Regions from separate parts of the Homo sapiens genome. Here regions 1, 2, 3, 4, 6 and 7 are each linked to region 5. Evidence: chromatin loops called from intact Hi-C (ENCODE). Cell type or tissue: IMR-90. All regions are shown on one strand.

What was found. A loop is a pair of places that touch in the nucleus more often than their neighbours do. Peaks named below come from ENCODE experiments on the same cell type or tissue, not always from the same donor. Only the 100,000 strongest peaks of a DNase experiment are listed, where the experiment ranks them.
Region 1: it touches region 5 in a loop (5-fold over the local background); 17 of 110 quality-filtered maps call a loop at or near these places.
Region 2: a loop joins it to region 5, with 7 times the contacts of the local background. A loop is called at or near these places in 2 of 110 quality-filtered maps.
Region 3: it touches region 5 in a loop (2.5-fold over the local background); 8 of 110 quality-filtered maps call a loop at or near these places.
Region 4: a loop joins it to region 5, with 4 times the contacts of the local background. A loop is called at or near these places in 3 of 110 quality-filtered maps.
Region 6: it touches region 5 in a loop (7-fold over the local background); 13 of 110 quality-filtered maps call a loop at or near these places.
Region 7: a loop joins it to region 5, with 2.0 times the contacts of the local background. A loop is called at or near these places in 4 of 110 quality-filtered maps.

What each region holds. Positions count from the first base shown.
Region 1 is chr2:33,208,712-33,212,711 of GRCh38, forward strand. The region is part of intron 7 of LTBP1 (latent transforming growth factor beta binding protein 1); the gene reads left to right. Among named protein-coding and RNA genes, the nearest start is that of MIR4430, 210 kb to the right of the region's middle. In IMR-90, no CTCF peak of the experiment used is centred here; DNase peaks (open chromatin) are centred at 2,110 and 3,610; H3K27ac peaks cover 3,264 bases.
Region 2 is chr2:32,770,870-32,774,869 of GRCh38, forward strand. The region is part of intron 13 of TTC27 (tetratricopeptide repeat domain 27); the gene reads left to right. Among named protein-coding and RNA genes, the nearest start is that of LINC00486, 53 kb to the right of the region's middle. In IMR-90, a CTCF peak has its summit at 1,942 (motif pointing right); a DNase peak (open chromatin) is centred at 1,972.
Region 3 is chr2:33,021,719-33,025,718 of GRCh38, forward strand. The region is part of intron 3 of LTBP1 (latent transforming growth factor beta binding protein 1); the gene reads left to right. Among named protein-coding and RNA genes, the nearest start is that of LTBP1, 77 kb to the left of the region's middle. In IMR-90, no CTCF peak of the experiment used is centred here; DNase peaks (open chromatin) are centred at 343 and 1,713; H3K4me3 peaks cover 229 bases; H3K27ac peaks cover 2,360 bases.
Region 4 is chr2:33,581,249-33,585,248 of GRCh38, forward strand. FAM98A (family with sequence similarity 98 member A) reads right to left here. Exons shown (of 8, transcript NM_015475.5): 8 at 2,412-4,000. The coding sequence ends at 3,528. Among named protein-coding and RNA genes, the nearest start is that of RASGRP3-AS1, 14 kb to the left of the region's middle. RefSeq lists an enhancer at 2,201-3,020. In IMR-90, a CTCF peak has its summit at 2,180 (motif pointing left); no DNase peak of the experiment used is centred here.
Region 5 is chr2:33,132,036-33,136,035 of GRCh38, forward strand. LTBP1 (latent transforming growth factor beta binding protein 1) reads left to right here. Exons shown (of 34, transcript NM_206943.4): 5 at 2,758-2,925. Among named protein-coding and RNA genes, the nearest start is that of LTBP1, 190 kb to the left of the region's middle. In IMR-90, a CTCF peak has its summit at 2,347; DNase peaks (open chromatin) are centred at 1,566 and 2,366; H3K4me3 peaks cover 2,384 bases; H3K27ac peaks cover 3,000 bases.
Region 6 is chr2:33,068,295-33,072,294 of GRCh38, forward strand. The region is part of intron 3 of LTBP1 (latent transforming growth factor beta binding protein 1); the gene reads left to right. Among named protein-coding and RNA genes, the nearest start is that of LTBP1, 120 kb to the left of the region's middle. RefSeq lists an enhancer at 1,346-2,545 and a silencer at 1,488-1,782. In IMR-90, no CTCF peak of the experiment used is centred here; DNase peaks (open chromatin) are centred at 167 and 1,737; H3K27ac peaks cover 1,250 bases.
Region 7 is chr2:33,435,815-33,439,814 of GRCh38, forward strand. It overlaps a transcript of RASGRP3 not described here. Among named protein-coding and RNA genes, the nearest start is that of MIR4430, 19 kb to the left of the region's middle. In IMR-90, no CTCF peak of the experiment used is centred here; a DNase peak (open chromatin) is centred at 1,617; H3K27ac peaks cover 417 bases.

The sequences.
Region 1 (4,000 bases), 77 kb after region 5:
GCACTTAAATGAGTATTAGCAAGTAGTCTGTCCTTACAATTTTATGGGTTGATGCAACTAACATCCAGAGAGGTAGATCAGTTTGCAGTTGAGTTTGTGTGGGAGGTGGGGAGTAAAACTGAAGATTTTAGTGTCTAGTCCAGTCTTGCTACTATTTTTTTTTTTTTTTTTTTTGAGATGGAGTCTCGCTCTGTCTCCCAGGCTGGAGTGCAGTGGCGCGATCTCGGCTGACTGCAAGCTCCGCCTCCCAGGTTCAAGCAATTCTCCTGCCTCAGCCTCCCAAGTAGCTGGGATTACAGGCGCCCGCCACCAAGCTTGGCTATTTTTTTGTGTGTGTTTTTAGTAGAGACTGGGTTTCACCATGTTGGCCAGGCTGGTTTCGAACTCCTGACCTCAAGTGACCCGCCTGCCTTGGCCTCCCAAAGTGCTGGGATTACAGGTGTGAGCCACCGCACCTGGCCAGTCTTTCTACTATTGCACCCTGACTCTTAGGCCATTTCTTCTAGGGATGGAGGATTCACAAGAAACCATTGCTATCTAAACCTGAAAGGACAGCTATATTCTCTGGGACCTGACTTAGTTAGAGAGTCGCATGCTGTGTGGTGTTTTGTGATTGGGCCATGGATCCTTGAGGGGAAGGAGCACAGTGAGCTCCATTGCTGTTGCTTCATGGTCTTGGTTCTCTGGCACCAAAACATAGCACCATGACAAGTACGATCGTGATGTCCCCAAAGTGAAATCATCTGCCGCTTGAACGTCAATATTTACAAGTTGAATTATTGGAATTCCATGATACCATGTTGTGCTTCTTAAGCAGAGTTAAAATGAAATCTATACAATGACATGCCCTCCACAGCATTAATTCACTGAGTATTTCTTTACTAGCCAGAGCACTTTTGAGAAAACCTGAATATTTTTAGCAAGGTCTTAAGAATATCTTTTTCTTTTATTTCTATATCTAACTTACGTGTTTATTTTATACATCTCTTATCTGTAGGCTGAATCTGGGATATTGTATATCGAATAACTACTAGATTAATTGCTCTTTTGTTAAATAAGCCCAGGTTTTTAAAGGAGGAGCCTGGGGGAAGAGATCTAATACAAGCCCAGTGGGGCTTGGCCATATGGCTGTCTCACATACAGTCCGTCTCACATGTGTTGTCTCAGTCCACTCAAGAGCTCCATGAAAAACGGATGTCTCTAGTGCCATTTTATAGAAGACAAAATAGGCAGAGAGACGTTGAGAGTTTTGCCTATAGTCATGGAGGTGGTAATTGGTAAAGTGAAGATGTGAATGTTTTTCTATTTTCAAAAGCTGCCCTCTTGCCATTTACCCAGTTGTGGGTCATCCTTACATTGCTTTTCACTGAGTTCAAGGGGAATGTGGTTGTGCAGAAAAGTCTGTTTCCTGTTCATAATGTGCTAATGCTGCAAGGCAAGTAGATATCTGGGAGTTTGCTTTGTGTTCAGAAGTCTTTTTGCTGTGGCTGGACAGCATTTGTTGAGATAAGATATTATTCGTGCTGAACTTAACTCCTTTCTGCTGTTTGTTTGAGAAAAAGTACAGTCAATGGGCCTCCAATCATCTAATTTCAAATTTTTGTCCTCTTGTTATTCCTGATTATGTTTATCTCCAGTATAGTTTCTTCCTTTTCCTCCCTGTGAATGATATACTTTGTCCTGGTAATTCTTTTTTACATTTCAGGGGAAGTACTAGATATAGAACACTTTACCTTTATAAAAACATTATCTCTTTCTCCTTTTCCTCCTCTTCATCCTCATCAGTCTTTCTGTACTTACCATTGTTTCAAAGATGCTAATTATTTAATTGGAAGCAATATAAACTTTTTTGCTTTGAGAAAAGGAACTATGATGCTTCTTTTCCCCTGTTTCCTGGTTGATTTTTATATCCAACTGTACATCTAATCTCAAATTTGGAAAACCCTCCATGGTTTAGCTCCACATCTTCTCTGACTCTGCACACCCACTCTTTGTTCCTTCGTATTGACCTGCCTTCCCCTGTCTTTACCCTCCTCCGTTGCCACTGGCTTTTCTCCCAGCTGGTGGTTGGTGTTATGCTTAGCTAGAGCTGTTCCATCTCTTTGGAATCTCTCTCCCCAGTAGAGCCATTGAGTCACTTCCTTGTTTCAGTTCTTGCCTAAACACAGTCCTACTTACTCTTGCAAGAGTTACAATGAATCAGACTTCTGTTTTATTTCATGTTTTCCCTCAGTGCAGTCTCTACAAGTATTTTTTGAAACCTGTATCACTTTAACGTTTTGGGTTCTCTCCTTTGGCTCTAAAAGATGTTCTCTACTGAAACTTAAAATATTTTATACTTTATTATATAATAGTCCTTCATAGCATAATAAAATGAGTTATATACATGTAATGAAGACAATTAATAAGAGTATTTCAGTTTATCATTTTTTAGTGTTTTAAATAGTAAGATTAAGTAGTAGGTTCCTGACATGTGGCTATCTTTATGGAGTGGCCCTTTTAATAGTTAAATATCTGAAGACTTTTAATAAATGTGTCCTGAGAGTTTATCAAATGGCTAGTACTTTAATGCTGGTTATAGGTTTTACCCACACCAGGCACCAGTTGAGGAGGATGATTGGGGCCTGGAGTCCAGCCCATGCTCTGCTCATCCAACTCCATGTCCTGATGCAGGTCACATCCTACAGCTGCCCTTTTCTAATCCCCACACAGGGGTTGATGGAGTCCCAGTATCTGGGATTGGACAAGCATCATTTAATCTCACAATCCTTTGGGGTTGGGATTACTGGCTCAGAGAGGTTGGATGATTTGCTGAACTTCTCACTGCTAGTAAGAAGTTTCTGGGATTTCAATCCAAGTCTAATGACTCCAGTCCAGCACTCTTTTCTTACCACCACTGCTGGATCCTCCTTCCCCAGGACTCTGCACAGTGCAGCAAACACTCTTGGAATGAGGGTACGTTGTAGGCACTATAGGTACCAGCGATTTTAATACGTGAAAATTAAATCTTATAAAACCTTATGAAACCATATTCCACCATCTATCACAATCTCTTCAAATCATCATTCAGCCTCTGAAGCAACTCCAGTGGGGAGTTTTTAATTGACAAAAATTGTAATCCTTGGTTACCAGATAAGTTTTGAACTATCTTTCCTCTCACATTGATAGGCAGATGTAAAAGTGTCTATGATCACAGCCCAACTTTGAATATCAGGGAAGTGCTACAGTATTACCTCAAAAATGAGATTAAAGTCTGAAGATATGTGTTCCCAGTCAGGCCAAGATTTAGATACATACATTACCCTGCAATCTGTAATTTTTGATGACTAGCTTCAAAATTAAAGGTTTTTTTCACTATTGCTTATAATAATTTTGTGTTGTAAATGTAGTAACATGGATATTTGTGGAATAATTGTAATGATTCTTGAACAGCCTTACCTTCTGCATCACAGTGTTCATACAGATGTGCACATAGGAAGGGTTGAAAAGTTATTTTCATGCACTCAGTGTTCCAGGAATCATGACCAGTGCACTGCTGAATCAAGGCTGGGAGTAGCTTTGTTTGTTTTTCTTCCTTTTGCCTTATTTGTATAAGTGCTGTAGTTAGAGGCCCAGGCAGCATGAGCAACTCTAGAGATGTGGAAATGAGGGAGGAGGAGATAAGACAAAAGGAGGTGGTTAGGAGGCCGTCTGCCTAGACGCAGTCCTATTATAGATGTGAGAGCAGCAGAAACACTTGAGTTTTGCTGTGGTGTGTAGTAACTTGTATTTCCTAGATGGGATAATGTAACCTATCAGTATGTAGTGACCACAGAACCTTAGACCTTGCAGAAATCGTAAAGGTCATCTGCTTCATATCCTGGGCATCCCTGAGAGATGGGTTTCCATGGTCAGCTCCTAGTGAAGTCAGCATCTTCCACTGTTAAGGAGCATTAACTGTTGAAAAGATCTTCTGCTTAATGAGGTTGAATCCACTCTTTCTATGATTTGTAGCCTTTAG
Region 2 (4,000 bases), 360 kb before region 5:
TGTTGGAACTCACATTCCAATAGGGAGGATAGGATGAACATATGTGAATAATATGTACGGAAAAAAGACATTCTTTCCTTTTTATTTTTCCCTTCTAATATTGGTAAGCAGTACAGAATGAAAGTCTTAAGGTGTAACTTGCATAACTGCCAAGAAATGTGAGTACTGTGATAACATCTGGGCTGTAGGTGTGACTGATGCATAGTGGGGAGGCCGAAAGCTTTGCTACCATAGACCTGATTCTGAATTCTGGTAATCCCGAGGAAGATAACAAAGGCAAATCTCTTCATCTTTCTGAGCTTTTAAATAATGGAGTTTATAATCTCTACCTGGATTTGCTGCTGAGAAAATTAGAGCCAGTATATGTTAGGTGTCTAACATATTTCCTGGCCCATAGTAAGTTCGCAATAATAGATGTTACGTAGTCGTTCTTTTCTTTTCTGCCTGTTGCACTGTAGAAAAACCATTGTTGCCCCATTATCTGTAGCCTAAAATTAGGGAGATATATCTAACAGGAGAATCTCACATGCAGATGACATATAAACACCTGTGTTACTTTGCATTGTGAATTATTTGAAAAGACTCAGCAAATATAAAGACCAGTGGTAACCAAATCTAGCACAAGAATTAAGAGAAGGGCATTCAGTAATTAATAACCTCTAGTAAAAGAAAAAGTATGTATAAAATTTAGTTGATCCTTTAGTTTAAGGGAAGACACTGAAATAGAAGAAATTATTCCTTTGGAGAGATCAGGAAGCTGGTAGGTTAAGATTTATATTTCCTCATGGAAGGAGAACTTAGAATTTAGTAAATGAGAAACTTGGCTATGAAGGAGTTGGCAGTGCACATGAGGAAAAAAATGAGCATCAAGCATCACTTTAGGAAAAGCTACTATCAGACACCATTGATGTCACTCTTGGATTTCACTTCGGTCATTTCCTGTTTAATGATACCACATTCAACAACTCATCTGTGTTTGGGGTCACAGAAATCAGGCAGGGGTACAGAAAGAGTGGAGAGTGTGGTATGGCTTTAGGATTAGATTATTCTACATTAACCTTTATTATATGTGACAGAAAAATTCAAAACAGTTGATCATATGAGGGAAATTAGCCAAAAGTTTGAATACTGATTATCAATGATGTGGAAACTTTCAAGAGGAAGGGAGTTTGAGTAGTAGGTTCATAAGTGGTACCCATTGCAGATGTGTCTTAAATACCCTTGTAAAAATTAACTTTTTAATTATAAAAGTTATCTATGCCAGTTGTCTAGTGGTGCTTAGTTTTTGCTAGCCCTCAGGGTAGCAAACTTTAATTTTTATTTTAATTATTAAGGTTTAATAAGTATTACAGTCACTGTCTTCAGCACACATATTTCACACTTGGGTTGAGGAACCATTGTGTGGCTTTAAGCCAGTTATTTCCTTTGTAAGCATCATTTTCCTCTAGATCTCTTTTGAACTGATTTCTAAGGTCTCTAATTGAATTGATTCCCTTCCAGTTCTTCAAACCTGCTAATTCTAAATACCGGACGATCCCTGACTTACAATAGTTCCACTTAATAACTTTTTGACTTTATGATGGTGCAAAAATGATACATTTTCAGTAGAAACTATGCTTAGAGTAACCATACATCTATTCTGTTGATAACTTTCAGTATAGTAGTCAATAAATTCCATGAGACACTCCACACTTTTTAAAAAATAAAATCGGCTTTGTGCTACATGATTTTCTCTATCTGTAGTCTAATGTAAGTGTTCTGAGCATGTTTAAGGTATGCTAGGTGAAGCTATTAGGTTCAGCAGATCAAGTGAATTTAATGTATTTTTGACTTAACAATATTTTCAATTTATGATGGATTTATCAGAACATAACCCTATAAGTTGAAGTGCTTCTATATTCCATTCTATTGTCAATGTCCTTATTTTGCCACTAGATGGCAATTGTGTACCTTCGAACCCAGTCCCCTCTGGGTTTTCAGAATCTGGGGCATCTGGAGAACTCAGGAATTTTAGCCTAGTCCACCCCTGCTTATTTCACACTTGGGGAACTGAGACTCATAGGTTAAGTGACATAGCCAGGGTCGTAACAGTTACTCAGAGCCACTTGAATCCCAGTCGTCTTTCTCCTCTATCACACTCTAGGGGACTTTGTGAGGGAAATTCAAAGAAACCATGCTCTCAACCTTTTGAGTTCTTTGTGAATTATTTTTAAAATAATTTAAAGCCATTGGTTAAGTACAGGTATTATCACATTCAAAATAAACAGTTGGCCTGCTTTTGTGTTTCTCTATTGGCTCCCTGAGACAGAAACGCTAGACAGTCAGCTTTGAAAGGTTATTGGCTGCATACAGCCAGCTTGCCTTCACGATTTGCCCTGGAAATAAGCTCTGCAGAAATCTCAACCAGGGCCTCTCTATCAGGTGATTATCTCCCTCCATTCTTGCCCCATCCTGTGGCCACCCATTTTTCTATGTTTTCTTTTGTCCACCTGACTAGCCCAATCAAGAGAGCGTTTGTGGGGGAAGAGATATGCTCCTGGTTCTTAAAGAATTATCTTTTGGGTTTTCCCAGCACATGTTAACTGCCCTGTTTCCCCCTCTCTCTTTATTGGTGACAAGGATGGTATTGCCATAAATCATGGCTTGTGTATAGGCAGAATGGTGTTGTCGGAGGCAGAGAGGACGTGGTCTTTGGAGTCACACTGACTGTGTCGAACCTCTCCTCTGTCTGTGACTGACTCTGACTCTTTGTCGCCTCTCTTAGGAGAGTGAGATTGACCACCTTGCAGGGTGGGTGTGAGGAACGCATGAGTAATGTGTGGAAAGCTCATGGTGTCAGTGCTTGGCACACATAGCAGATGCTCATTAAGAGCTAATTATTTTGGTTGTTATTGTAAAGAGAGGAACAGGAGTAACTATAATATATGAAAGAAGCTCAAGGGAGGATCTCAGCCAAAGGAGCTAGTTTTTTATTGGAGAAAGAAGGGAAGGATGCAAGGTATTCCAGGGCCTATGTCAGTGTTTTAGAGAAATAGTGTAACTGTGTTAATAATGGTAGCCACTAGCCATGTGTGACAATGGACACTTGAAATGTGACTAGTTGAAATTGATCCATGCTGTGTTGAATTCACATCAAATTTCACAAATTTGTGTTGAATTCACATCTTTGAATTCACATCAAAGACTTGGTGTGAAAAAGTGGATATAAAATGTCTCAATAACTTTGTATAGTAATAATATATTGAAGGAATCGCATATTGGATATGTAGAGTTAAATAAAATGTTATTAAAATAAATTTCACCCTTCCTTTTACTTTTTTTTTTTTTTTTGAGACAGAGTCTCATTTTTTAGCCCAGGCCAGAGTGCAGTGGCGTGATTGTGGCTCACTGCAACCTCCACCTCCCGGTTCAAGTGATTCTCCCACCTCAGTCTCCCGAGTAGCTGGGATTACAGACGCATGCCTGCTCATTTCTTTTGTATCTTTAGTAGAGACAGGGTTTTACCATTTTGGCCAGGCTGGTCTTGAACTCCTGACCTCAAGTGATCTGCCCACCTCAGCCTCCCAAAGTGCAGGGATTACAGGCATGGACCACCTTCCTTTGACTTTTTGAAATGTAGAAAATATAATGAGGCTACTAGCATGATACTTTTATGTGATAGCACTGGACGAGAAGATAGAGATTTTTGTACCCAAACATATACAACTATGTTCTGAGGAATCGAGAGAGGTTTTTTTTGAAGCTTCTTTTGATTTTGTTTTTCTTTTATGATGTTCTGTTCTTAAGAGTATGACTATTCTGAACTGAGATGCCAGTCACTATTGGTAATAGCAGTTTAAGTAATAGTTTAAAAAGAAAAAAGTAAAAGAGGCACCAAATATTGTCTGTAGTCCCCCAAATTCTGAAGACCTCAAAAAAGAAAAGCCATTGGATGATTTCAAAGAACACCACTGTGTGCAAAGCTCATTTCCCTTCTTGTTGTCAGTAGATAAAACCTAGC
Region 3 (4,000 bases), 110 kb before region 5:
ATGTTTATCTCCCAGTTGCCGTGTGGGTCCATTTTTGGTGAATGAGCTTGTTTTCTATTTATGGGAACAAGGTTTTTTTTTTCTTAGTGTTAGGAAGTAAGTGCTATTCTGAACAAAATGAGAACTCAGAGAAGAAAGATTACCCCGTTCTCTGAGTTGCATTACAAGCAGCCACTCAGCTGCACCGGGTCCTTAAACAAATTGTCTCCTCTTAATGAGCTATTCTGTATGGATAATAAGATGCAGAATGTACTGCAACTATCACTTGTCATTTGTCTAGGAAGGTAAAATACAGGAAGTTCCCAACTTAAAAATGGGCTTGACGTAGCAGTTCATTTGTAAGTCACTTGCTTGGAATTTAGAATGCTTCTTCCCTCTGCAGAGACAGCTTCCATATGGTGATTAGTATCCAGTCAGCCCACAGAAGTTATTCAGTCTGTTGCTATAGATGAAATTATCCTTATTTTTACTTCCCCTTCGAATAGACCACCTACTGTTTCTTCTGAGTGTGGTCTTTTTCTTTTCTCCTATTCCCTCCTCAATCCTCTTTTTTTTTTTTTTTTCTGTTTTTCTTCATTATTCTCTAATTTCTTCTTGTCTCATAATACTTCAGTTCTATTGTGGTAGCTAGATTTAGGGACTAGTTTGAAATGCTACTTTGCTGTTGGAAAACACATTCTGCAGCCCTCAACAAGAAGCAAAGGTAAGATAGGTATAGCTAATACTTAGTAAGGGCTTACTATGTGCCAGGTACTCTTTTAAACACTTATTGTGTATTGTTCACTTACAGCTCACAAGGATCCTGTAAGGAAGGTAACATTATTAAACCCATTTTACAGATGAGAAGACTGAGGTACAGAGTGGTTAAATAGTTTGTTCAAGGTCCCACAGTTACTAAGTGACAGTATTACAATTTAAACAGAGGCAGTCACGTTTCAGCATCCATGCCCTGAAGGAAGGAGTTGGCAAAAATTTTCTGTAAAGGGACAGATAGTAAATATTTTTAGCTTTGTGGGACATACGGTTTCTGTTGCATCTACTCAGTTCTGCCATGGTAGCACAAAAGCAGCCATAGACAGTGTATGAATTAATGAGTGTGACTGTGTTCTAATAAAACTTTATGGACATTGAAATTTGAATTTCATATAAATTTCACAGGTCATGAAGTATTATTCTTTTTTAAATTTTTTTCTCAACCATTAAAAAACATAAAAGTTATCCTTAACTTCTGGGCCATAGGAAAGCAGGCTGTGGGCTGGATTTGGCCCATGAACTGTAGTTTGCTAACTTTTTCTCTAAAGGATAGTAGTGCTTTTTTTGTGTGTGCCAGAACATGAATATAACTGTGTGTCCTTGGAACGGTATAAAGCTTTGATTATATCATAGCTAGACATCTCCCTTCCAACATTGTTTTGGATATTAAAAACAAAAAACAATTCTGTGTTGAACTATGCTTTGGCGATCAAGAGTCAGATTACTGTGAATTGCAATTAGTTTTTTCTAGCATTATGACTTACATAAACTGTAAAGTAATTTACAAGCAACATTATTCATCTTCAATATCACCATCCACTGTTAGAATTTGACCCTCTATGATGTATATATATGGATTGTTAGTAAGAACCGTATGTCGGATGTCAGATAAAGGAACAGTCTATTTTTTTTCCTTCCTTTTGGTAGCCGCGGTGTACTTTAGACAAGAATGTTGTGAGTCAAAGAGGAGGCTAAGGTTTCAGCTCTGACTCAGCTTTGGTAAAATAAAGTCATTAGGCAGTTTGCTTTGGAGACTTCATCTGCTGAATGAAGATGCTTTTTTATGGTAGCATTGTTATAGGCATGTATATATGGGTGTGCCTACTGGTGCACTTTTAAGTAAAGAGAAGAGATGAGAAGAGATGGCCTTGGGTGCCATCAATCCTGATATTAATAAACTATATAGTTTGCCCCATTATCTAGTCCCTGCAGAGAAGATTAAGATGTACAAGATCCAGTCCTGCTCTTAAGGAGATTTTGAAATGACAAATGAGCTATACAAAGGAAACTATACAAAGCTATAGAATTAGCCCTTTGATTAATTTAGGTTATGACATAATCACAGTGAGTCATGTTTAATCAAATGGCCAAGGAATCACATGTGATAGGCCCACTTTGGCTACTTTTGAGAAATGTTACAATCCTTAAGTTATCTTTCAGATTGCCTATTTTAGGATATTTCAGGTTTTGTGTTTAACCAGTAAAGGAGGAGATTGATTAAGCCTCCTTAAAGTATTCAACTATATACATAAATATGTCTAACATGCCAAAATGTTTAGTGTTACGTTCATTGTGTGTCACATGAAGTGCTATCATCTTGATCACTTATTCAACAAGTTTTTATGGAGCATATTTTATGTATGAGGGCACAGTTCAGGGAGCTAAGGATAGATAACACTAGGCAACTACATAAAATGTCTGCTTTCTTGGAACTTACAGTTTAGAGAGGGAGAGACAGTTGATAAATGACATAATTAAAATACACATTAGATATTCATAAGTGCTGTGGAGAAAATAAAACTGCATTAGCAGATAGGACATGCTGGGTTGGTGTGTGGTGGGGAAGAGTGAGGGGTGTGGCAGTTTTAAATAGGCTGCCAGGGAAGACCCTACTGAGAGGCATTTAAGCAAAGGCCTGCGATAAGTGCATGAACCCTGCAGATATGTAGGGGTGAGGCAGAGGCTTTGAGGCAGGAGTGTGCCTGAGATGTTTGAGGAACAGCTAGTTTGGTAAAATTGTAGTGTTAAAAGCACATATTTTAGGCAGGTGGGGATTAGATGAATTGGTTTTACCTTTGGCTGAATTGGTTTTAGGCAACTTGATTTAGAACCAAATACAAATAAAGTTCCTTAGGAAATCAAAGGAAAGAGCAGTTGTTTCCAGATTTTGGAGTGTTAGTGCAGTGGAGTCCAGGGATGGCTCCTTAGAGAAGGTGTCTGTGAAAAGATGGTTGGATTCAGATACATACAACTGGAGGAGAAGGGTGTATCCAGGGGAGGCAATGATGTGAGGCTAGGTAGCCTGGCATATTAGTTTTCTTTGGCTGTGTAACAAATCACCCCAAAACTTAGCAACCTAAAATAACATGCATTTATTGACTGACAGTCTGTGTCAGGAATCCAGGGGCTGCAGCCAAGCAGTCAGCAGGGGTGGCAGTCATCTGAAGGCTCGACTGGGGCTGGGGAATCCACTGCCAAGATGGCTCACTTTCATGGCTGTTGGCAGGAGGCCTTAGCCCTGGCACTGGCTGTTGGCAGAAAGCTTCACTTCCTCTCTATGTGGACCTCTCTGTAGAGCAGCCTGAGTGTCCTCACAATGTGGCCATAAGCTTCTCCCAGAGTGAGTGATCCTAGATTAGGGAGAGCGAGGAGAAGGCCACAGTGCCTTTATGGTCTTGGTCTTAAGGATGCCACACCCTCACGCTTACCTTATTGTACTGATTAGTAGTGAGTTGCTAAGTCTAGTCCTCACTCAGAGGGGGTAGAAGTATGCTGCACTGCTTAAATGGAGAAATATCAAAGAATTCGTGGACATATTTAAAAATAACCATATTTAGGATATGATTTAATTAGAACTTGATAAATATGAAGATTAACGGTAATATAAGGTAATATAAAGCTCTAAAGGTTGCTTGAAAACCAAGCTACTGACTAAGATTTCAACAAAACAATTCCAAAAAGACACAAAATAGAGAAAAAAGTAATGGAAGGACGCCTCGTAGCTTAAACAAGGCTTAAGAAACACATTAACCAATCACAGTATTTTGATTATGTTTCTATCCTGTTTCAAACAAACTGCTAATAAAAGAAAAAGATAACAATGACGATTTATAGAACAATCATGAACATGCTAACATTGGTAATTTGATGATATAAATGAATGATTGTTGATTTTGGGAGCTGTGATGATGGCATTGTAGTTATGTTCATAAGGAGGAGAATCATGTTAAAGTATTTACAGATGAAA
Region 4 (4,000 bases), 450 kb after region 5:
TCATTTTTTTATTTAGGTAAAATACAAATAAATACCTAAATTTTATTTAGGTAACCCTCTCTGTTAAAAAACAAATGGATCAAATGCTATCCAAATTACCTAAAGTGGGAGGCGGGGGTATGATTAAATAATATAAACATATTTAAAAACTATTTTCAAAAGGATGTAATATAGGTAGACAAAGTATCCAGAAAGATACAATGGGCACAACCTAAAAATATTTAAGTCTAAGGATGGAGGTAATCTGGGCACTGGGAAATCAATTAAGTATATATAGAAATGATTCAAATGCCTTCCCTCAGCAAGAATTTGCCTATTCTATGTCTACCACAGTTGGACACTAGATTAGTTTGGATCTACAGCAAGAAATAAAAATGATAGTGGTATATCTTTAATAGTTTTCATAGAGAATACTGACATCCTATTCTAGTTCCTAGTAGTAGGAGGAAACAGAACATTAACTAAAGGTACTGTCTGTCTCACTGTATCCGTTTTAAGAGATAACAGTTTAAGATATCATGTTAAAAATTCTCTCCTAATATTTTTCGCTTGTTTCTCCAAGAAATTCTCATATGCCCTATATTCCAGTAAATCATTATTTACAAGTTAAGGTTAAGAATGCATATAAGATCAAAAGATACTCTCTATACAAAACCTAAGAACTTTAATATAACAATAAAACTAACTGGTGGTTTGAAATATCCTGTTTCTAGAGAACTTGATCTATGTTCAAGAGAAAAAACTCAATTCTTTTATGGTTTCAGAATGGGGAGAGGCGGGGGAGGAACAGCAAACGCTGGTAAGGTTCCAGAGAAAAGGGAACACTTATACACTGTTGGTGGGAGTGCAAATTAGTTCAACCATTGTGGAAATCAGTATGGCGATTCTTCAAAGAGCTAAAAGCAGAACTACCATTCGGCCCAGCAATCCCATTACTGGGTATACATCCAGAGGAATATAAATCACTCTACCATAAAGACACATGCACGCATATATTCACTGCAGCACTATTCACAATAGGAAAGACACGGAATCAACCTAAATGCCCATCAATGACCAACTGGATAAAGAAAATGTGGTACATGTACACACCATAAAATACCATATAGCCATAAAAAAGAATGAGATCCTGTCTTTTGCAGGAACAAGGCTGGAACTGGAGGCCATTATCCTTAGCAAACTGACACAGGAACAGAAAACCAAATACCACATATTCTCACTTATAAGTGGGAGCTAAATGATGAAGACGCATGAACACAAAAGAGGGAAACAACAGATAGGGGTCTACTTGAGGGTGGAGGGTGGGAGGAACTAGAGGAACAGAAAAGATAACCTTCGGGTGTTGGGCTTAATACCTGGATGATGAAATAGTCTGTACAACAAACCGCTGTGACACAAGTTTACCTGTATAACAAACCTTCACATGTACCCCTGAACATAGAAGTTTTTTAAAAAATAATAATGTTGGGGGAAAATCTAGTTTGAAGCAGGAGCTGCAGATTTCAGAACTATCAGGGCGAAATGTATCATTTGTGTTCTTACATCCTTATATTCGAAAAAGCAATCTATTAACCGTAAAGATAAATCAAAATATTTTTCAAAAGAATGAAACCTGTATTCATTAGCTATATTGTGGAGTCTGAGGCTACAAAACAGATCAAAGCAAATACTAAATATAAATACATCCTAAGATATGATACATTTAAAATATGAAACCTTGACAATTTTAATAGGAAATCCTATATAAACATAATTACTTAACAGTTTAAAGAAACCAACACAACATTCAAGACAACTTAAAACCTTAACTTACTTTAATGATAAAACACTTGAAATTGTCTTCAAATTTGAACATTTTAAAATAATTGTAAATGTTAGCTGAAAAATAAACAGGTAAAGTTAAAAGGATCAATGTGGGTTTTCAAAGATGGTTTTAGTATTAGAAGAATGTGCTTATCTCAGTAGCAAGTAGATTATTTTAAATGGCATGACATGAGTTGATTCTTTAAAAAAGCCCAATTTAGTAGAAAGGAAATACAATTTCTCTTTTGATAAACATATTTATATTTTCAGTTACTTCCTTTTTTAAAAAAAGTCCCCCAATCTTAGGAAGAATGGAGAAGCAAATAACAAAAAAACCCTAAAAACATTTTTGCCTAGTATGTGTAGCAACAGCTACACCCAGTGGCCAGAGATGAGTGGTGACGGTTTCTAGCTATATTATTATAAAAGGAAAACCTGGAAAGAGCCATTTTTCCATTTATTTAAGGTTTTAGGATAAAAGTCACCTTTCACTAAAATTAGGTTTTAAGGAAATACTCAAGAATCTTTGGGAACAAAAGCCTTAGCTCATCAGCTTGACGCAAGAGTCCAGAATAATTCAGTAGCTAAAATAAAACTCAAACCAAAGAGAGAACTTAACAGATACTTTATTGCTCACCTTTCACACAAAGCACACCTCCAGCCATTTTCTTTCACAGCTTGACAATGTTTACATGTACAAAAACCCAGCAAGAAGCATCATGTCATGTAGATTTCAGTAAGGGAGAATGTAAAACATCAACTCAGCCAGGCTTTTGTTTTCTGCAGCAATAATAAAGGGCCTCCTGCACTTAGCAAAAATCTGTCTTAACTTTGTAGTGCATTTCTTCCATTACAAAAAAAGTTACCTGCTTAAAGCAAACTAACTTGTATTTGCTGAGCCAGTGGTATTAACTCATGCATAAAACAAATTTCGGTTTGCTATTTCTTCTAGCAAATTTCAAGTAAAAATAAGGTTGAAGGAGGAATTTGTTTTGGATGGATGCAGGTCAGTTTGAATTGCTATACTTAACTAAATGCCTACATGTACTATAGCTTCACAACTTAGTTTGCTTTTATAATCTTTATGGATTTTGGCCGTGTTCAAGGTTTTCAGAGTTGAGCATATGATACAGTATTCCATCAACAAAATAAGGCTACTGAATGTGCTATCTGCAAAAGAGCTCATTTAATAGGAACTGACCTAAAAGTTCCATCATGAAGCACACGTGGCATAAAAGTCAACCGGGGGGCAGAACTGTGCTTGGAAAATAGGCATTGGAATACTTTAAGCAAAACACATATAAATGGTTATTCATATGAGGAAGGTTTCCTAGTAGTAAATCTAAAAAAGTCTAGGTGAATCCTCATTTTCAAAACTGCATATTGAAAACATGAAAACTACTTATTCAAGTAATTTCTTCAAAAAAGTTTGCATGTTCTGACTGTGGAATTAGTCTACTGGGCAATTAAAGGCAATTTTAACCACCTTTTAAAAAATTTTTCATAGAAAGGAGAGATGTTATGTGTTTCTCAAATAAACGGCATTATGTAAGTCCAATAAAAAAATCTAACAGAATTGAATGAAGACCTACAAATGCTTATGCCAAGCAGGAATCTGCCTGCCACCTGTGGTCTCACATTAATTCAAAATAGGTGCTGAATTCAGGATTCTGAAACTAAGTTTCTATTACTTGAGCTCTAGCAAAATGTAAGGTTCGGTAGCCTCAACTAGTGTAATGTCTTCCCTGTCCAAATCCAGAATGATTATACTGATAACCTCCATGCTGGAAATGCTGTTCAAATTGACCCCCTTGGTGATAATTCTGGCTCCCTCTTCCTCCCCAGCCTCCTCCCTGGCCTGCACGACCACCTCGGCCTCCACGACCACCTCGCCCACCACGACCACCACCACGATCACCATGGTGCCCGCCATCTTGGTATCTATTGTCCTGCTGGTAGCCACCACCCTGGTATCCACTTCCTGTATATGAAGAAGATGTTTGGAAGCCACCATAACCTCCGCCTTGATAGCCACCACTGCTGTGGCCACCATGATAGCCACCTGGCTGGAAACCTGAATCTCGATAACCACCATCTTGGTAGCCACCTCCTCCACCACTCCCTCCATCTGTCCAGCCTCCTTGATGCTTATTTCCTCTTCCTCCCCCTCGGCCACCATGGTCATAGCCACCACGTC
Region 5 (4,000 bases):
CTGGTGCTACAAGTTAATGCCAGAGAAGACAAAATAGTTGGCACACGGATTCTAATTTCATGATTGTACCAGGAGCCAGAAAAAGGAGGAGTTTATATTCTTTTGAAGTGGGAAAATGTTGTCTCTTTTTTTCTTGGGTTTCACACACTTGAACACACAAAGTATCCTCAAGATATTTGTAAGCATTTTCCGACAACTTAGATTATAAGCTGATTTGTTTGTGCTACTGTGAAAAAGCAAATCAAACTAGGTGAATTTTCTCTGCTGGTGAAATCAGGATTCTGTTGTTTTTTTTGAATTTCTAAGGTAGACTCCCAGATAACTTTAAAATGTCCTGTAAGCATTTAAAGGAGGGGTTACTGAAGTGTTTAAGTAAAGTTTGATTGGAACACAGCCATGCCCACTCATTTACATATTGTTTTTGACAGGCTGCTTTCCAGCTAAGCGGGTCCACAGAGTTGAATAGGAATAGAGTCCTTTTCGCCTACAATCCTAATATAGTTACAATTTGGCCCTTTGTAGAAAAAGTTTGCTAGCCCTCGATTTAAAGTATTGACTGATAGTAGCATCCTATTGGATGTCATTTTGCAAGGTGCCAGAAGGTCTGCTTGGCCACTAGGACATCTTGCCATTTCAGACAACATGTCTTGATCCTCCAGGGTTAGAACCACCGGTGAAGGAGAAACTGTCCTGGAAAACCATTTGAAAAGAATGGAGGGCTTTCTCCTCCAGAGGAATAATTTTTCTTCTTCTAAGTGAGATGACCAACCCAGCTGATGGGTTCAAGTCCTAATTTTAGCTTTCTTTGATTAAGTGGCATTTATCTCAAAGATAACTTATTTGAAGGGCTGTCATGTGGAAGAGGCATTAGATTGTGAGGCCATGGGGAACCAAATTAGGATTAATGTGTGCAAGTTACTGTGAGGCCAGATTTCAGCTCAATAAAAAATAGTACTTGCTGGGAACTGCCATAACTATCATGTGCTTTTGTGGGTAATGAGCTGCCCGTCACTAGAGATTTTCAAGTAAAGGTTACACGACCACTTGATACGTGGAATGCAAACAGTGGATGAGAGATGGTTGCGTTAGAAAACCTCTGGGGCCCCATTCCAACCCTGAAATTGGAATGGCTTCTTTGGTTAAAGTTCTTTGTTTCCAAGCTCAGCTTATGACCACAGTTTTAATTTGTTGAGGGTCTTATAGAGGCATCTTGGGATGATTTTCTGAAAATATAATATTAGCCAAACCAAAGCAGTATAAAGAGAGACAAGCTTTTCTGGTGGGCAAAGATGGTATAAAAAAGGCTGGCCCAGAGCCTCTCTCCCCTTTGGCCACTCCAGTCATGGAGTGGCGTCAGAAGGGCACTGCTTCTTGACGGCCTTAAAGCCTGACAGATGACTGGCTGTCTTCAGCTACTGCTACCATCTTTGCTTTCTGCCTAGTCTCCTGGAAAGAGGAAGGACCTGGCTAGGGGCCTATCGCAGATGTAGCAATCAAAACAGTGTGTGTCTTGCAATTTGCCAGAGAGTTCAGGTTGCGATCCAGCAGTGAAGGGCAGGTCTGGGTGAAGCAGAACTGCACAGAGACAGTGCAGTTCTGCCGTCATAGCACAAAAGCAGCCATAGACAGTACAGAAATGAATGAGGGTGGCTGTGTTCCAGTAAAGCTTTATTTACAAAAGCAGGCAGCAAGCTGGATTGGGTCCCTGAACTGTAGCTTGCTGACCTCTGATAGAGACGTTGAAAGTTAGAAGTGTGTAGAAAATGCCAGTTTCAATTCTCTCAAGTTTTGGAAAAACTGAACTGAACTGGACTGAAATGGCATGTCCGGAGTCACACCGTGGTTGAGCTGGGATTGTAAACCAGGATATACTTTTAGTCTAGGGCTTATTTTGTGATACCACATAGCCTCGGCTGTGTGGTCAGGTGATAGCATTTCGTTTTTAAGAGAAGGCCACGCTAATGAAAGAAAGCTCCATCCCCAGTGGCTACTCCAGGTGGTCTATGAATAGAGACAGTGAGAGCCCAAGGGTGTTATTTTTAGGGAGGCAACCATTTATCCCTGTGACCTGGCTTACCCCTTTAAAGATGGGCCCCGTTCACAGGAAAACAAAATATATGTTGCCTAAATTCTTATGGAGAAATAGTGCCCTGGAGTTGTGAAAAAGAAATGGGCTCCCGCAGCTGCGTCACAGCATTTGATCACTTCAGCCGAGAGTGCCAGGAGATTTGAGACAGATGTTTTCAGACATGCCGCATGCCTAAAACATTTCCAGGGGTCGGGCTGCAAATAGTGACTTAATAAGTGGAGAAACAGGGAAAGTATGCAAGTTGAGGACACAAGAGTTTATTCACCGCTAGGTGCACGGCCAACCCCTTTGCATTACATCTGCCTGTCAGGGTTGGCTCTTTAATCTGTCGTGCCCTCGGTATTGCTCTTTGTCTGCCCGTGAATAAAGTGCAGCATTGTGGTTAGTAATCCCACTCCAGTGACTCGACTTCAAATGTGGTTTTGGAGTGCATCCCAGAGTTCTGTTTGCTAAGCTTCCTACTCCTGTTTCAGAGACACCACTGAATACAGAGCAGCGAGCACTGAAGGCTTCCCTCTTTCCTTAAACCTGTCGGGTTGTGGGCTCTCTCTTTTCCCCTCTTGCTCCTTTCTTTTCTTTTTTTCTGTTTTTTTAAACCTTCCAAGGCAAGTTCATGGATACTAAGCTGATGTGTTTGTTGTTCTTTTTCTCCCTGCCTCCGCTCCTAGTGAGTAACCACACTGGCCGCATCAAGGTGGTCTTTACTCCGAGCATCTGTAAAGTGACCTGCACCAAGGGCAGCTGTCAGAACAGCTGTGAGAAGGGGAACACCACCACTCTCATTAGTGAGAATGGTCATGCTGCCGACACCCTGACGGCCACGAACTTCCGAGTGGGTGAGTTCCTCCACGGTCCCTAACTGTCCTTACTGAGTCGAGTTTTATGAGATTGTAGCATTTAGACACCCCCTCCATTCACACTGCTGTCTGCTTCAATGGGTGTCTGTCTATGAGTACGAGTATGTTTCTTTCATGGGATCTTTTAAATTGCTTTTGGAATAATTTTTAACCTGATTCTTGGTTTCTTAGGGGAATGGCAACTAGAATATTTTCCCTTATTGCTTAGCATTTACACAGCCATGTGGTAATGGGAATATATATAGTAGAAGAGAAGAGAGTAGGTTTTAGATTTAGACCCTAAGGCATGACTTGTGCTGATAAGCTTCAAATTTTATCAGCCCAGTGATAAGTGGAATTTGTCTTAGATTTGACTCATGTAATAAATTTTGGAAGGTGGTGATGAAATTTGAAGTTTTTACTTCAAAAATAGCCAAGCTCTAAAACAAAACTCCGAGGATTGTCAAAAACCTGTACTTGGTTGTAGAAAAGGATACAGAGTTGCATCTTTTGCCACGTTTCTGCTCCGTCTCACAAGACTGAATATAAATTGATATATAACGTGGATTTGGGGAAGACAGACTGGTAGATTACTCTCAGTACTCCTTTTTTACGTGGATTTGGGGAAGACAGACTGGTAGATTACTCTCAGTACTCCTTTAAGTTAATTTAAATATGAAGTAGTAGTTGCTGTCTGCAAGAAAGCCTTGTTGGTTCATTTTGAATTTTTGTTTTTTACTTTTTTGCAAATGGAGAAAGGATTGTGGTCCACGGAATGCTGTCATGTTGCCATGTTGTCATGCAATACAGTATTTTTGTCGCAGAAAAATGTCTTTTATTATTTTTTGACCAATTATGGTTTGCCATGTGTACTCAAATAATCGCAGACACCCACGTTACTTTCTGAGTTACTCACAAGAATAACCCAAATGTCAGACAGATAATAACACTGGCTAGATCTGGTCTTTTTATGGAATATTGCTGTTTAGTCTTGGAAGTGTGTGTCTGGGGGGGTGGTAGGAGAAGGGGTGTCTGTGTCAAACTGATTTACATCAAGACAAAATAAAGGGACAGC
Region 6 (4,000 bases), 64 kb before region 5:
ATTTTTAGATTCACAGCCAAAATGAAGGGAAATAGATATATAGTCCATATACTCCCTGCCCCCAAATGTGCACAGCTTCTTCCATTATCTATTACCACTCCCACACCAGAGGGGTAATTTGTTATAAATGATGAACCTGCATTGACTCATCATCATCGTCCAGAGTCCATAGTTTATATTGCTGACTCTTGATGTTGTACATTCTGTGGGTTTGGAAAAATGAATAATGGCATGTATCTGCCATTACAGCATCCTACAGAGTATTTTCACTGCTCTAAAAATCCTCTATGCTCCACCTATTCATTCTTCCTTCTCCCCTAATCCTTGGCAACCACTGATCTTTTTATTATTTTGATAATATTTGCAGTTGATTTTGATGATAAGGAATACTAACTTTGAGTCCCAATTAAGCAAATTGTCCTCCCTCTACCAAAAGAATATCATTCTTCACATTAGGAGGCTTATATACAAATAATTATACTTTGTTATTAATATTATGTTTTGAATTTTGTCAATGAAAAATGTGTGTGAAATTGTTTTCTCTCATTAAGTACCCTCTATGATACCCTCAATATTGCCTTTTGGCCCACAACTAAAATATATACTATATGGGTCTTTATGGAAAAAGTTTGCTAACCCCTGATTCATATCAATGTTTAACTATTCTAACCATTTAGATCAGAGAATGAATGTTTTTGTGCCTCAATAAATGTCAGTTTCAAAAACCAACAGCAGTAAAGGAAATTTTGTTTGGGGCTCAGGATATTTTGCTCCGGAAGTTAAGCTTACTTAAAGTTTACTCTTGTTCTGAAATTGTGTTAAGTTGTCTGGGAGAGGGTTGAGCACAATACATGACTGTTGATTCCTCTCTGTGTACTTGTTAGGTATCCCTGGTACCCTGAGATGATGGCCCCACTCAAAGCCAGACTTCCGAGAGCCTGGACTGGGGAGAAAGATGCCCCTGGCTCTGTGCACTGATGCCTCCCTCCCCGCCCCACTCCATTCATACCCACACCCTCTCCCTCTAGTCTGCACCTCTTCCTCCTGTGCATGGGAATATCTAGTCCCTCAGTTCCCAAATTTCTGCAGATGAAGCACCCATTCTTGTCATTCCCACTTATGATCCATTTTGATCTAGAAGGTAGTGTTGTCTCCTAGGAGGGCAACAAGCAAGTCTGAGCTGCCTGCCCCAGAGTTTTTGCTGTTTGCTAAGGCATCTCTGGGGTGAACAGAGGGCAGGTCAATGTTACCTGCTGACCTTGAAACCCTTGGTGTGTGTGCAGCACAGCCTGGAAGTTGTCAGTCAAGATTATTCTCAAGCCTCATAGACTCAGGTTCCTAGTACAGACATCTGCATCCAGACCAGTTATCTGCTCACAAAACAAAGTTGAAGAGAACAAGAATGAACATCATGCAGTTTTGATTTTTGCCTCTTCATTCTCCCTTTCCCCCATTTTCATCCACAAATGCTTACTGTCTTCACCATTTTGTGCAATATTAATTTCTCTGGGTTATTTATAGGGAGTGGGTGGGCACAGTGCTTATGACTTAGAATGGAAGACGGTATTCCCCGAAGAGCTCTCAACAGCTCACAGTCTGAGGGAGACCCTGTGGGTACTTGGTCTGTTGATCCTGTTGAAAAGTGAGCATAGCATGTGGGAAAGTGACTCATGGATGTGACTTCACCATTGCCCTCCTTTTAAACTTCTTACAGTGAAAGCATAACCCAGTTCTGACAAAGGTTTTCAGCCAGGGCTGGGCCTGCCTTTGACTCAGCGATGTGTCACATTCTCTCTGCCGGAAACTCTCATTCTTAACACCAGTCATCATGGTCCTGGCAACACACTTTTTGGAGAGGTGTTGGTATTTGGTGGATTTATTTTCTTTTCCAGCTGCCCACAAAAAAACAAACTCAGAAATATCTATTTGTTTTTCCTTTGAAAAGTTTGTTGGAATAGTGTGTCATTTCTCCATCTGGAGCCGTTGTTGCTTTGCCAAGGATAGTTTGCTTAGGGCCATGGCAAGGTGACGGTGGCCCTAAGTGAAGGGTAAAATAACTGGGGCGGCATGCCCGTCTGGGATGGCGAAACCTCTGAGCTGCTGTCAGGCGGTGGGTGGCTAGCCATGGCTGGTGGCCACAGGCCATCACTTCAACTGTGGCTGGGATTTGCTTAAAGAAGTCCTTTAAGTTTCTTAAGTAATGTCTGCCCAGTCACTCACCTAAGCGGATACCTCTTTACTGTTCGGTGATTTTGTGCCAAGAGAATGCCTAGACTTGCCAGCCCACATTGGAAACTTCCCAGAAGCCCAAGGGCCACACCTAATTTACAAGAACTGGAACCCCTATTCCATTCTTTGCTGCTTACAGCTTATGGGAGAGGCATGTTCTAACGGGCTTCTTTCCTTCTAATTTGTAGATCCTGTGCAGGCAGCTCCTTGAAGGCAGGGCTGTGCCTTTCTTGTATGTTTTCTTAGAGTGTTGAGCTCAGAGGAGACCCCAGTAGAGAAGGCACTGTGGCGTGGGGGAGTAACACCTGTTTAGTAGTCAGGGGAATAGGGTCAAAACTCCACGTTGGCCACGGGCTATGAGATCTTGGCCCAGTCAGTTCATTTCTCTGGGCATTTCCTCATCATCCAATTGCTGGGCTGAGTGATTCTCTAAAGCAGTGGTTCTCACCCTTGCTAGATGTATGAGAAACACCTGTGGACTTTTTATTCTTTAATCATACATGATCTGGCCACAGCCACTCATAGTGGGTTCAGCAAGTCTGGGTGGAGCTTGCAGAGTAAAGATTTTTCCAGAGTTCTTTATGGCCAGGGTTGAGGGCCACTATGTGCAGTCCCTGACTAGATAAGCAATGGGAACAAAGAGTGAGTCGTTCAGGCCACTTCCAAGCTTACTCACGTGGCTTTGGGTAGGTCTTGGTTCCTCATGGCTTTTGGCGGAAGGCCTCATTCATACCTCACTACCTGGGCCTCTCCATAGGACAGCTAGCTTGCCTTCCTCACAGTGAATGAGAATGTGGACAAAGTAGAAGCTACAGTCTTTTTGTAAACGCAATCTCAGAAGTGATGTCCCATCATGTTTGTCATATTTTATTCATTAGAAATGAGTCCCTTGATCTGCCTTATACTCTAGGGGAGAGGATTCTGCAAGAATCTGGACTACCAGGCAGTGGGATCATTGGGTGCCATCTTAGAGGCTGCCTTGCACAGCATCTAGGAGGTGGCTGCAGAATGGATTTTGGAGCAGGAACAGGGGGAAGGGAAGCAGGGAATCAGAAGGGTGTGGTCCACAAGCTAATGGAAGGAGGATAGAATTCAAGTATAGGCTAGGTTATGATGTCGTAACAAGTCATAATCTGAGGGGCTTGAAATAACAAAGATTTATTTCTTCCTCATGCAGATAGTAGTTACAGGCTGTTTTGGGCTTTGTGCCATATCATCACACGTGGGACATGTTCATCACGGGTCGTCTGGGGATTCTTCTTTATGTCATTTTCACTGTGGGACCTAAGCTGACAAAGCAGCTTGAATGTGGAAAAACTCCAACTGTGCTTCCCCCACTATACTCTCACAAAGCAAATCTGACACCGGATGTGTGGGGATTTCTGCCCACCAGCAAGCAAGCAGTCAGTTCTGCAGTGCACACCAACTGAATGTCCTTTAATTGAATTCTGACACTGTCTACCTGGAGACAGCATCGGATCCCACAGGTTCAGGGCTCAGTCCCACGAGACTGCCCCCGTTTCAGATACCAGTTGCAAGTCTGAGCCTCTGGAACTTCTGACCAACCAGTGTCAAGTTGGGGTTCCCATGATCTGCTGTTTGGGTTTGACTAATTTGCTAGAGCGGCTCACAGAACTCATGGAAACACAGGTTTACCAGTTTATTATAAAGGATATTGCAAAGGATACAGACGAAGAGGTGCTTAGGGAGAGGTTTAGGGGAAGGGGCGCAGATCTTCCATGTCCTCCCGGGATGCACCACCCTCCAGGCA
Region 7 (4,000 bases), 300 kb after region 5:
CAATACATAGACATCTAATAGAATTATATGAAGGACCTTAAGTAATAACAGTTTTAAAAATTGTCTTTAAAATTAATGTTTTGAAAGCATGGCATACACAGTATAATATTTGAAAGGGAAAAAAATATGTATGTCACAAATTAAACTGTCCCTTCATTCCAGACATACACTCCCACCTTGAAGAATCAACCATATTTAAGTGTCTATAGGATATGACAACTTATAGTAAAACTGAGACCATAGGAAATTAAAGAAAATGTTGACTATGGTGCACAGACCAAAGCTGAATTATTTGAGGCCAAATTTTTAGTTTGTTTGTTGGTATTCATTTGAAAGAAGCACACATGCACTCATATACCTAAGGCTGCTTTCTGAAATCAAATACATTTCCTGCCTTCTTCTTTCCTCAGTACTCTTACCACCAGCCTATTTATAGCCCAGGAAAGGAAAAAGCTCCACTGGAGGCAGGAAAACTAAGTTCGGAAAGAATAGGAGGAAGTCTGCCTGCCATTTAGCCAAACAACCTTTAATTCATTGAGCTCAAAGCTTAGCAGCTTCAATGTTGTTGTTAGGCATAAACAGCTTGCAAATTTCAATTTTTTTTCTCTCCTCACTTTTGAACTAGATTTGGGCAATGGAGGTGATGACAGCATTTTAGAAGACAGAACAGGAATTCTAGGTGTTTAGGCACGTTGAAGAGAAACTTGCTAGAGGTGATGAAGTGGAAAGAAAAAGACAATTCACTATAGGGATCAACATTATTGCAGTTCTGCAAAGGTAAGTGTCATTTAAAAATCTGTCTGTTGTTGCGTCTTAATGCACTTCATGAACTATGGATATTAGCCACAGACAATGGATATGATTTGAGGTCCGATCCTCATGTAACTTTTCAATATGCTTTGCTCATATCTCTGAAGAAATGTAGAAATCAACCTTGGTTATGACATCTTCAGGTTTTTACAATAAATATTTTAAAAAGTTGTTTCTTGACAATAACTTTACAAACTTTCTTCAGTTTCATTATTATCAGGGGTTTAGATAGTATAAATAATTTCATTGATGATCACCTTTAAAAATATATTTTTGATATTTGTCTGCTTGTCTGCCCTTTTCAAATTGCTGATTAATAATCCACCTATAATTTATTTGATGAATAATAGTTTAGAATACTTTTAATAAATAGGCCTTCAAGCAGAAATGGACAATTGTATAAAAGTTATATATAAAATTTAAATTTTGTATAAAATTAAGCAAAGATAACAAATTTTAATACAGGTTTTTTGTCTTGAACATTCATTTTTCAGAAAATGGAGAATCTTCTAGAACCACAAAAAACAGCACTGAATAGTTTCCAGTGATAGAAAGTGTTCATAGTAGTTATGTAGATTTAAATTATTATTTCCAAACATTCGTTCATTATGTTTTGAGTACCTTGAAAAATGTCACTGGGTTTGGAAATGGTAAGGTTGAAAGGAAATGGATTAAATCCAAGAACAGTTGATGTTGCCCACAAAAACTTGGAAAGCTACTAGGGACATTCCAAATTCTTTTAACATTCTTTGCCATTAAACAAGCACATTTGTTTAAATGATGCACCATATTTGCATCCGCTGCTGATAATAACCACATTTGTGTCTTGGAGTAACTTGATTAATGTTACCACAATGACTAACAGAGGAATACGGTTCTGGTGGATTATTGAAAAGGAAGAGCAGAAGGAAATGTGTGGCTGTTATTTCTTTTGCCCTATCCCTGTTTGAGATTGGGATGTTTAGAATCTGTCCCAAGAAGATAGCAAAGCTGGAAGCCAGAAAAGCAGAACCAGCTAGAACCGGCACAGGAGGCCAGGACTCGGCTCAGGCTCAGTGTGGATCCCACTGGCCGTCTTCTTTCCTGGGAGAATTTAAGGGTTATTTTTTACTGATTAGAAAATTATAATTCCATGGAAACTGTTAGAAAGTATAATATGTTTGAATAGAAAGATCATGATTTCTTAGCTGAACTTAAGTGGTTAAAAAAAAAAAGAGAGGGAAATGAAATTAATCTGAATAAATATGATAGATCTGAAGAAACAAACAAACAAACCCTCAGCATTTATTTTCAGGACATTCCAGTGCTGCAAAGTCAGTTCTGAGTCCACTTTAGATCTTCCACAGAGTGGACTCTAAGGTGACTTAATTAATTGCCACGCCACATGGCTCTAATTACAGCAATGTTGCTTACAGCAATTCTGATTTCTGATCATGTTGAACTCATTTCCCTTAGAGTTTCAAAACAACGTTCACATTTGACACATTCACATGTTTACATTATGAGAATGAAAATGTTTTAACTGTATGTAAGGTTTAAGAAAGATAAAATTATGAGTTAGATGTATTATTTCAAGAATATATTTTTTCACTTGTAAAAGGCTCATTGCTGGTCATTGGTTTCCAGATGACCATAGATTTATAAATGTATTCATGGGGCCAGGCGTGGTGGCTCACGCCTGTAATCCCAGCACTTTGGGAGACCGAGGCGGGTGGATCACCTGAGGTTGGGAGTTTGAGATCAGCCTAGCTAACAGGGTGAAACCCCGTCTCTACTAAATATACAAAATTAGCTGGGCGTGGTGGCACATGCCTGTAATCCTTGCTACTTGGGAGGCTGAGGCAGAAGAATCGCTTGAACCCAGGAGGTGGAGGTTGCAGTGAGCCGGGATCGCGCCACTGCCCTCCAGCCTGGGCAATGGAGTGAGACTCCATCGCCAAAAAAAAAAAAAAAAAATTGTATTCATGAAATGCCAGGTATTTAAAATACAGTTCTTAGAAATTGCTTAATAGTTCTACGGTAGTTCTACAGATTGTTTTATGTATCTACAAGTTGCTGAGAACATTTTAAGTTAGAGTTAGCTAATTTTGAAAAAAATTATCAATTTTTTAGCTTTTTAATTAATTACATAGAAATGTATTGCCTTATTTCCAGAGTAACTCCTACAATCACCATGTGTTTACAGTTTACATAATAATAGAGCCAACCCTGGCCTTCACATTTAAATACAAGTAAAATCAGGTTACTGAAGAGACCATATGAAGCAGCAAGAAATTTAGATGTCACCAAATACAATGTACAACTTGGGGGATGTGTTGAAGAGGGATGTGGGAGAAGCATGCCAAGGTCTTCTTCTTCAGACTGGAAACTACACCCACCTGCCATCTGGCCTGACGCTGGGTGGGGTAGAGGGGTATTGCACGATGATTCTTGTGTATTTACAGGCACCTTAAATTCAGACAATTGGCTTTTGGAGACTTTTCTCCTACTGTCTCATCCTGTATTACAGGTCTACAAGCAGCACCACACCATGAACACCTATTTATTAAGTTTTCTAACTTACAATATAATCTCTATCCTTGAAAAACTCAATGTTAAGTTGAAAAAAGGGAAGTATACAGGACACAAAGCATCCTGTATGTGGAGCCAAATTAATGACGTAGATAATGAGTGCCACCTAAGGAAGACCTGATCCAGACGGGCTTCATGGAGGCCTGAGGCTGAGTTGGGTCTTGGTAAGCGGGAGGAGAGCTGATGGATGAGGGAGATGAGGACATCTATGATAAGAATGGAGCTGTGAGCATGAGCAGAGACAGGAATGGCCTTCCTGCGCCCAAGGAATAGGGCTGTCAGATGAAATACAGGATGCCCAGTTCAATGTGAATTTCAGATAAACAACAAACACTTTTTTAGTCTAAGTGTGCCCTACTGCATGACTGTGTATGAGACTTAGTGCATGGGACCTACTTATACGAAAATAGTATTTGCTGTTTATCAGAAACTCACACTTAGCTGGGGGCCCTGTATTCTGATTTCCCAAATCTGGCAACTCTTCAAGGGAACTGAGAGTCAGCCAGCTTGACAGCAGCAGAGGGAATGAGCCTATGGAGCAGGAAAGAAGTGCCTGGAGGAGGCTGGGTTCAGAAGGTGGTGGGACTTTAATGGTGAACTAAGGAGTCAAGAATTTAAA